Linked DNA regions of Homo sapiens: region 1 is linked to region 2. A link is a loop called in an ENCODE intact Hi-C map of the cell type or tissue named here. Cell type or tissue: mammary epithelial cell. All regions are shown on one strand. Region 1 overlaps DDB1 (damage specific DNA binding protein 1). Region 2 has its middle 13 kb from the start of PGA5.

The links. A loop is a pair of places that touch in the nucleus more often than their neighbours do. Peaks named below come from ENCODE experiments on the same cell type or tissue, not always from the same donor. Only the 100,000 strongest peaks of a DNase experiment are listed, where the experiment ranks them.
Region 1: a loop joins it to region 2, with 6 times the contacts of the local background. A loop is called at or near these places in 12 of 110 quality-filtered maps.

The regions. Positions count from the first base shown.
Region 1 is chr11:61,323,609-61,328,608 of GRCh38, forward strand. It overlaps DDB1 (damage specific DNA binding protein 1), which reads right to left. Exons shown (of 27, transcript NM_001923.5): 5 at 3,171-3,285; 6 at 2,003-2,100; 7 at 371-529. Among named protein-coding and RNA genes, the nearest start is that of DDB1, 7.0 kb to the right of the region's middle. In mammary epithelial cell, no CTCF peak of the experiment used is centred here; a DNase peak (open chromatin) is centred at 2,613; H3K27ac peaks cover 308 bases.
Region 2 is chr11:61,251,643-61,256,642 of GRCh38, forward strand. No RefSeq gene overlaps it. Among named protein-coding and RNA genes, the nearest start is that of PGA5, 13 kb to the left of the region's middle. In mammary epithelial cell, a CTCF peak has its summit at 2,968; no DNase peak of the experiment used is centred here.

The DNA.
Region 1 (5,000 bases), 72 kb after region 2:
TGCCATATTGCCCAGGCTAATCTCGAACTCCTGGGGCTCACACAATCTGCCTGACTCAGTCTCCCAAAGTGCTGGGATCACAGGTGTGAGCCACTGAAACCAGCTAGATTGATCTTTAATTCCAGATTATATCCTTTTCTGTTTCCCTTTCTTTTCCTTTTCTCACAGGCTGCTTGGATAGATTATCACAGGATCCTGTGAGATGCTCCAATACCTAACTCATTCAACAGTCAACTTCCACAGCAGGAACAACAGTTTGTTGTTAGGTGTTAAGTAACATAATTCCCAGAGTTGAGGTGTGGGACCACACATTTGGTGTCTTTAGGAACCTAAAAGAACATTGTAGAGGAACAGGGAGAACAAGCTCTACCTCTCCAAGGAGTTCTACACGGAGATCCTTGAGAGTGACGGTGCCATCCATCTGTTCCTCCTTCTCCAAAAGCAGCATGAAGAGCCGGCCTTCCATGTCTCCCAGCAGGTATCTTGAGCCATTAGGGTCCACTCGATTGTGGCACACAATCGTGCTTTGCTGCCAATTGGAAGGAAACAGTCATTAGAGATTCAGCATCTTCTACACCAGAAAACAAACCCTACTGGACCACTCCCTTTACCAAACCCAGCCATTTTACCAGCAGACAAATCGCTCAGATAACATTACATGAAAATGAGGATAGATCCTATTGCCCATTAATAGAAAATGGGGAGCTTTTTTATTTTGAAGATAATTTTCTGAGGCGCTCCATCAATATATCTTATATGTTTACTGATATGTCGTCATTCTGCAGGAAAATAGAAATACACAGAATAGGAAGCTGCTGCCAAAATCTACTGAACTATGCATGCTACTACAAATGTTGTTATTTATTCTTAATACCACTAATTACCCCCTACCACTGTGGCAATGCTACCACAGATTTTGTTCTTTTTTTTAAAGACAGGGTCTTTCTATGTCACCCAGGCTAAAGTACGGTGGCTATTCACAGGCATGATCACAGTGCACTGTAGCCTTAAACTCCTGGACTCAAGCCATCCTCCCAAGTGGCTAGTACTACAGGAACTTGCCACTGTAGCCAGCTAGATTTTGTTCTTTTTTCTCAAAAAGAAAGTAAAATGAAACTTTTAAGGCTTAATTTTTACAACTTGATATTCTAAGTCCTTGACATTTTTGACTTTCTTAGCCTTTATAATTTATCAATATATTACTTTATATGACTTGAGCCCTGAAAACATTACATGCAATAGAAATTGCCAAAATTACGGCTGGGCACAGTGGCTCATGCCTGTAATCCCGGCACTTTGGGAGGCTGAGGCGGATGGATCACCTGAGGTCGGGAGTTCAAGACCAGCCTGACCAACATGGAGAAACCCCATCTCTACTAAAAATACAAAATTAGCCGGGCGTGATGGCACATGCCTGTAATCCCAGCTACTAAGGAGGCTGAGGCAGGAGAATCGCCTGAACCTGGGAGGCGGAGGTTGCAGTGAGCTGAGATCGTGCCACTGCACTCCAGCCTGGGCAACAAGAGCAAAACTCCGTCTCAAAAAAAAAAAAGAAACTGCCAAAATTTTCCCCTCTTAAAGTTGCCCCATGTGGTAGTTCATGCCTGTAATCCTAGCTACTTGGGAGGTTGAGACAGGAGGATCACTTGAGCCCAGGAGTTCAAGGCTACAGTGAGCTACGATCATGCCACTGCATTCTAGCTCTCCAGCCTGAGCGACAGAGTAAGACCCTGTCTCTTTGACAAAAAAAGTTGCCCCAGTCAATGAAAAGGGGAAGCCTATTTTGATTATCATTTATCTAAGTTAGCAAGCAAGTTCTCTGTAAGCAAATCCAGGCTAATCTCTCTCTGTATTCCCAATGGCCAACGCAATACCTTATATACATAGTAAATTGTGTAACAGGCATCTGTGAATCTCCTTTTGATAAATAAGAGAAAGGGAGGAGCAAGGTGAGGACAAGGAAAGAAAAGATGAAAGGAAAAAAAGGTAGGACTGCGCTCACCTTGATGATAGGAGGGGCAATAGCCAGGTATTTGTCACCATTGTGATAGGTGATTGACTCCTGTCCAATGATGATGGCCCCCCCAAAGGGCTCTGGGACTGCAGGAAAGACAGCAAAATTAGAATGCTCAGCACTCTGGGTCTGCCAAACCAGGACTGGCAAAAGTACAGGTCTAGTTAGCCCCAAGGCAAACTTTAAGGTCATCATTATTTTAAAAAGGACATCAAAGCCCAGGGAACATGATAGCCTTTACGAGACTCTTAGAATTTGTTAACTGGCCATTATCTAATCCTGGTAGTATTTTTACTGCCACTCTTCTGGTGTTCGACTATTCCTATGGGTGGGGAGTCTTCTCCATGTTCTTCCCCATGCATTCTCCCCCATTTTTCTTCTCAACTTCTAATCCTTTCCAAGTAAAAGCTTTTACTTTTTTTTCCTGGTTTCCACTCTTGTTCCTTAGCTTAACTTCCCCCCATTATCAGGGCTACCACTGAGAAGAGCCAATTTTCTCTTAAGAGTTTTAAAACTTCCCTACTGAGTGAGACAAACATAATGTAGGGGCAGACTTAGGACAAGGAGTGAAGAGGCCTGGATTCTAGCCCAGACTTTGTCAATCATGGACAGGCATGGGCAGGTCCCTCTGGCCCTGTTTCTTCATCTATGAGGTAAAGAAATCAGATAAGCTCTATTGCTCCCTTTCAGTTTTTTGTTGTTGTTTTTTTTTTTAAAGAGATGGGGTCTCATTATGCTGCCCAGGCTGAACTCAAACTCCTAGGCTCAAGTGAACCTCCCACCTCAGCCTCTTGAGTAGCTGGGACTATAGATCCTGGCTTCCTTTCAGTTTTAAATGTTATGCCCAGCAATAAAATAATGAGACTCATTTCCATATGCCACTGTGCAAATCAATCTCAATGTTTTATAGTCAATCCCTCCACCCAAGTAAAAGACAAGTTATACTTTTGGGGGGAGAAGTGAAAAACAGAAAATCTCAAAGACAGAAAAAAACAAAGCACAATTAGAGAAAGAAAACATAAAGGAGTGGTAAACAATGCACACCTTCAATAATACCGAGCGCCAAAACGAAGGGCAGAGAAGGTGAGGGAGCGAACAAGAACAGGGAACTAGCCTAGACCCAGGTGGAGGCACATTTCCTAAACCCCCTACCAACCTGCGATCACCATGGAAGCTTCAGCTTCGACATTTTCCTGTTTCCAAGGGCCCTTATTGAATTCCTTTTCTCGGAGAGACACCTCATAGGTTTTTACGTGCCGCCCCTGAGGGTCCTGGGGGGGAAAGGTAAAATGGTTAGCCCTTAGGAAGGGTGAGCCTTGGGCTAGAGAGAGGTGCTGTAAGGAATAAGCCACCACTACCCAGCATCTGACAGTCCTGTCATGTCAGCCCTCCCACCCTTATCCATCACTATACTGACAAGCACTAGCTGAGCCTGGGATGAATTCCTAGGTAGACTGCAGCATCTGAGATCTACCATTCTTAACAATTCAACCAACCAAGAAAGGTTTAAAGAATTAGAAAAATGAACTTGTCACACTGCACTAGGTACTATAAGAGATACTGTGTGCCAGGCACAGTGGCTCACGCCTGTAATCCCAGAACTTTGGAAGGCTGAGGTGGGCAGATCACCTGAGGTCAGGAATTCAAGACCAGCCTAGCCAACACGGCAAAACCCCGTCCCTGCTAAAAATACAAAAATTAGCTGGCATGGGGGCGCGTGCCTACAGTCCCAGCTACTCGGGAGGCTGAGGCAGGAGAATCACTTGAACCCAGGAGGCGAAGGTTGAGCTCCAGCCTGGGCGACCGAGCAAGACTCCATCTCAGAAAAAAAAAAAAAAGAGATACAGTGTGTGTGCCTGTGTGTGTTCCTTAGCCTCGAGAAACTTACAAAACAGCTAAGTGAAACACGCACTGATAAGCTACACCTATGAGATTTTTTTTAAATTGATACAATTCTTAAAAGCATTCTGATGGAATAATGGTAGAGAGAACACAATTGATTGCTCCGCTAAAGTTGTCAAAACTTTCAGTCCTGCCATTGTCAACATCATCTTCCCCTCCTTTTTCTGAATTATGACTCATGTCAGTCCTGGGACTGCCAAGGTCACCTTTAAGATGCTAAAAAGCAGGGACCAGAAGAAAGCTACACTCAGCCAGTGGAAGACAGCTTCAACAAAGAAGTTATGGAAGGAATTCAGCAATGTGTTTCAGGGCAGGGATCACATCTTAGTCACTGTTACAGCTCCTGAAGCATGAATACCTTTCACATAGCACTAAGTACCTAAATATTTGTCAAATTGAATTTCTGGCATAAAACAGAAGATAGTAATTTTTGGCTGATGAAAACATTTTCCCATCAATGAGTAGGGTTATGACACAACTTTGCAAAAAGTTCAAGTGTGGATTTGGGCCTCTGAGACACACATGCAGAAATGAAGATCTGATCACAGCTGGCAGCCCTGAAGCTTAGAACAACCAGCCTTGAATAATCAACAACATCAAAGTTTTAATGACCTAATATTACAAAACTAAAGAACATAGAGAAATTCTAAGTTTTTATTTTAACTCATACTAAGTAAGATCAAACAAAATCTCCTGGTTTCAACCTTATTCAATTGGGTCTTATTCCAATAGCTTCAGAACTACAGTAACACTAAGAAATATACAAAAATATATCAGCACCTCCAACATATAACAAGGCTATCAAACTGTTTATGTGCCAACACACTCTATGTGGAACTGGACTATCATTTCCTTCCATCACTTATTCAGCCACATGCAAATGAAATGATCTTATGCTGCATGGCCCTTTGTTAAAGGGCTGAGATTTTACCAAGATACTGGCATGTTAGTCTGGTGCTCTACCACCCCACCCCCGCTTAACAGATCTGGACCAGAGAACAGCTGCCCAGGATCAGCTCTGCTACAGTTTTAGGCAGACTAAAATAGAAGTTAAGAGCCAGCAAGTTGCCGAGCACGGTGGCTC
Region 2 (5,000 bases):
CTGGGGGCCAAAATACTGAGCTAATTGTCTTCTCATAGAAGGGACACAGAGCTGAGATCCTGCCATTGTACTCTATCCTGGGCGACACAGAGAGACTCCAGCTCAAAGAAAAAAAAAATAGGGCACTGAAGCTCTTAGTTGAGGGAGTCAACTTCTTCTTTCTCCCAAAGCCAATAAGAGATCATGAGAAGGCTGGGCACAGTGGCTCACACCTGTAATCCCAGCACTTTGGGAGGCTGAGGCGGACAGGTCACCTGAGGTCAGGAGTTTGAGACAAGCCTGGCCAACACAGTGAAACCCTGTCTCCACTAAAAATGTAAAAATTAGCTGGACATGGTGGTGTGTGCCTGTAATCCCAGCTACTCGGGAGGCTGAGGCAGGAGAAGCGCTTGAATCTGGAAGGCAGAGGTTGCAGTGAGCTGAGATCGCACCATTGCACTCCAGCCTGGGCGACAGAGCGAGACTCCATCTCAAAAAAAAAAAAAAAAAAAGAGCTCATGAGGAAAGGAAAGCAATCAGGAGAGTCAGGAAAGGCGGACACTAATGGTGATGTCCCTAAGTAGATAGGACAGGGCAGTGTTGTCTGCAAGACATGGACAAGAGAAGTGGAAGAAGCTGACACCCCACAATCTTATAGGATGCCCTTGTGATTCGCTGGCTACCAAGACTAACAGTTAATCTCCCCCAAGTCCCAGGCATAAGACACTGAATCCATCTGTTTCCCCATCTGTAACCAAAGAGAAAGGTCTTCCACTTCCCTGAGCAGAGGTTGTGAGACAGAGAATTAAGCATGTTCATTAGCATATATGCCCTAGAAAGGCAAAGAGGAAATGGAGCAGTTTCTCAGACTGGGCTTGGTAGCAAAATGTTCAATGGAAAACACAGTTTCAGAATAAGTATAGAACATGCTACATTCTAGGCCCTTCCCCAGGGTTCACCAGCTACAGTTCCCAATCAAAAGCTCTGACAAGTCCTGCTGCAAAGTGATCTGTTTCTTTTTTACTCAGCTGAGCTTCATCTCAGACTCTCTCTTGCTAGTAAGTCTATTACAGCCCTGGGCTCCCCGGCATGCATGCTGGGAAAATTCCCATAGCTCCTGCTTCTGGTGACAGCCGACCTAGGCTGTCTGCTGAAGACACAAACCCAGAGGCTGGAGCTGGGCTCTAGGAAGGGCGGGGGTGAGCTCCAACACCCAGTCTCCCCAGGGTCACTCTCACCCTCCCAAGCCCATTTTCCATAGCTGAATAAACTTTAGGAAACATAAATTTCATCTCATCCCTTCCTTGCTTTAAACTCTTAATGCCTTCTTGCCATTGCCGTTGGAATAAAACAGCAAATCTTTGGCATAGTTCCAGGTCCTGTGTGCTCCTTTCCCTCCAAACCTTCCCTGCTTCACTCTGATCCCGTTACCCTGAGCTCCGTCCACCCTGGCCTCCCACGGCCACAAAAGCCCATGTGTTCTTCCCACCTCCAGACTTTGCACATGCTGTTCCCTTTGCCTGGGTTGCTTTTCCCTCTTTCTTGACTAGCTAACACCTAGCATCTGCAGACGTGGCTTAAATGTCACTTCCCAGCCGTGTGTGGTGGCTTATGCCTGCAATCCCAGCACTTTGGGAGGCCAAGGCAGGCAGATCAGCTGAGGTTAGGAGTTTGAGACCAGCCAGGCCAACATGGTGAAACCCCATCTCTACTAAAAATACAAAATTGGCCGGGTGTGGTGACCCATGTCTGTAATCCCAGCTACTTGGGAGGCTGAGGCAGGAGAATTGCTTGAACCTGGAAGGTGGAGGTTGCAGTGAGCCAAGATCACACCACTGCCCTCCAGCCTGGGCAACAAGAGTGAAACTCCGTCTGAAAGAAAAAAAAGCATATGGCTCAGTAACTTCCCTTCTGAAAATTTACCTTAAAGATACACTAGTAGATGTGCAAAGCGATGTAAGGACATGATTTTTTGTAGCATCATGTGGAAAAGCAAGATTTGAAATGACCCAAAAGTGCATCCACAGGAGTTGGTTCAACAACTTATGGTGCATCCACACAATATACAGCTGTAAAAGGAAGAAGCAAATGTGCTCACTGGGTGCTAAGATGGAAAGACCTTTTTTTTTTTAAGACGGAGTCTTGCTCTGTCTCCCAGGCTGGAGTGCAGTGGCATGATCTCAGCTCACTGCAATTTCGGCCTCCCGGGTTCAAGCAATTCTCCCGCCTCAGCCTCCTGAATAGCTGGGATTACAGGCACCTGCCACCACACCAGCTAATTTTTGTATTTTTAGTAGAGACGGGATTTCACCATGTTGGCCAGGCTGGTCTGGAACTCCTGACCTCATGATCCACCCACCTCGGCCTCCCAAAGTGCTGAGATTACAGATGTGAGCCACCACTCCCAGCCTCGGAAAGATCTTAAAAAGAGGGTAAGTTAAAAAAAAAAAAAAGTGAATTACAGCGATTTTGAGCCTCTGTAAGTTTGTCCTACTTAGAAACCTACCGTGACTTGCCTTCAGGCCATGCATCTAATAACCTTTAAAATCAGGTCTCTTGAAACAGGTCTGATCATTCTGCCCTTTGAGAAGCTGCCAGGTGCAAGGGAAACTGAGGCCACAGAATAAGCTTCCGACACACCCCCATTCTGTTCTGTTTCTCAGAACCCTAAAAGTGGAATCCTAGCTCAGGAAAAATGCAAGGTGTCTCCATCCAAGAACAAACACTCCCTTGCTTGTTGGAGCACAGGCTCCCGAGAATTCAGAGCAGCTTATCCCATTAAAGGCACTGCGCGCCCCGCTGGGGGCTTCAGGTGGACTCCTGCCTCCTGGTGCACTGCGGTTTACCGTGCACAGAACATGTGCTTACATGGCCCAGTGAGAGCCCTGACCCAGCCCTCCACCCATGGCTCCTGCACCTCTGCCCCAAGAGCCTTCTGGTGCCTGGGGACAAGCAGAAAGGCAGGCTCAGTACTATGGCAAGGCCAGCAGGGTGTGCTAGAGAGCCAAAAGCCCAGGACAAGGCTCGACCAGTGAGGGACGAAAGTTGAGGGACAACTACTGGTGCATCTTCACACCCTTGGGGGACAATCCTCAGGCAAGGCATGGGCTCCACAGTCTTCCAGAAGGTCCCTAGGACAAAGTGCCAATTGCCCATAGCTGCAACCGGCTCATCAATGCCCCTTGATTGGTCTTTTTCTCTTGGCTCTCACCCGAATACTATCTCTGGGTCTGCTTTAGGGGGAACCCAAACTAAAATAGTGTTCACAGGGCCCCTCCTAAACTGTGGGCCATCAGCTGTCTCTCCAAACACCAACAGGAGAACCTCATCAGGTGAAATGTGAAGCGAAGGAAAAACACCTGGACTGGGAGTCAGACGAATGAGGCTGTCTTCCCATTCAGCCGTCATAATCTGTGCAGCCTTAGAACACTCTCCTAACTTCTCTGAGCCTCTGCTTCTCAGCTGTAATATTGGGTGGGGAACAGTCCAGTTAAACATGTTTTTATACTCGGAAAAACTTGGGAAAAGTGTTTACAGCTGTCCCCCTGCCCCACCCCCAACCAATCTTTTTTTTTTTTTGAGATGGAGTCTCGCTCTGTCACCCAGGCTCTGAGTGCAGTGGTGCGATCTTGGTTCACTGCAACCTCTGCTTCCCAGGTTCAAGCGATTCTCCTGCCTCAGCCTCCTGAGTAGCTGGGACTATCGGCACATACCATCACGCTTGGCTAATTTTTGTATTTTTAGTAAAGATGGGGTTTCACCATATTGGTCATGCTGGTCTTGAATTCCTGACCTCGTGATCCGCCCACCTCAGCTTTCCAAAATGCTGGGATTACAGGCATGAGCCACCACACCCGGACTCCTTTTTTTTAAACATTCAAAATGAACATCATTGACATGAGTCCTATTTGCAGAGGCAGGTGGGGGGGACTAGTATTAAACTTAAATTGCATGCTAACTTATTGCATAAAGGAACAGCAATGAGGAAATTGGCACTAATTTTTAGCCACTACCATTTTGACAGATGGACTTGTTTGAAAAGTTGCAGCATGGGGGCAATGAGAATTCTACGCTTTTATCCTGAAATCAGACCCCACGTGGCATCACCAAGCCGGGTGGGCTGTAGCAAGTTTAGGGGCCACAGGGCCACAAGTGCAAACCACTGAGACTTATGGAGGCATTATCACACGTCATTGTCACAACTCCATAAAGTAGGCCTGTTATTATCCCCATTGTCCAAATAAGGGAGCAGAGGCCTGGCGCGGTGGTTCATGCTTGTAATCCCAGCACTTTGGGAGGCCGAGGCAGGCAGATCACCTGAGGTCAGTTTGAGACCAGCCTGGCCAACGTGGCGAAACCCCATCTCTACAAAAAATACAAAAACTAGCTGGGCATGGTGGCGTGTGCCTGTAATCCCAGCTACTCGGGAGGCTGAGGCAGGAGAATCGCTTGAACCTGGGAGGTGGAGGTTGCAGTGAGCCGAGATCATGTCACTGCACTCCAGGCTGGGTGACAAAGCAAGACTCTGTCTCAAAAAATAATAATAATAAGGGAGCAGAGACCTAATATCCCACAGCTAGTCCAGCTGAGCAAGGCTCCAACTTGAGATTCATTGGCTGCAGACCCCGCTCATGACCATGACCCTTTGTATCTTACTGGACAAAACGGCCTCTAAGTCCTTTGCCTCTCTAAACTGTTTGGTTTCCATGCTCCTATCTCCCACATTTATTATTCCTGCCACCAGCCGCAGGTTAGAGGCCAGGACTACACTGTCGTCTGGACTGGATACCAGGTTGCCTTTGCAGCCAGGAAACACTTCAGCAGACCCTTCGCCCTGGGACACAGAGTGAGTAGCAGGTCAGAGAAGGGCTCAGAAGAGGGCGGCCTCGGCAAAGCGATGGGCCATGCCCGGGGGTGCTTTCACTCCGCAGCCTCCATGGGTTTCAGTGGTAGCAAGTGTGGGGCTGCAGGCCCGTAATCCCAGTACTCAGGGAGGCTGAAGTGGGAGGATCGCTTGAGCC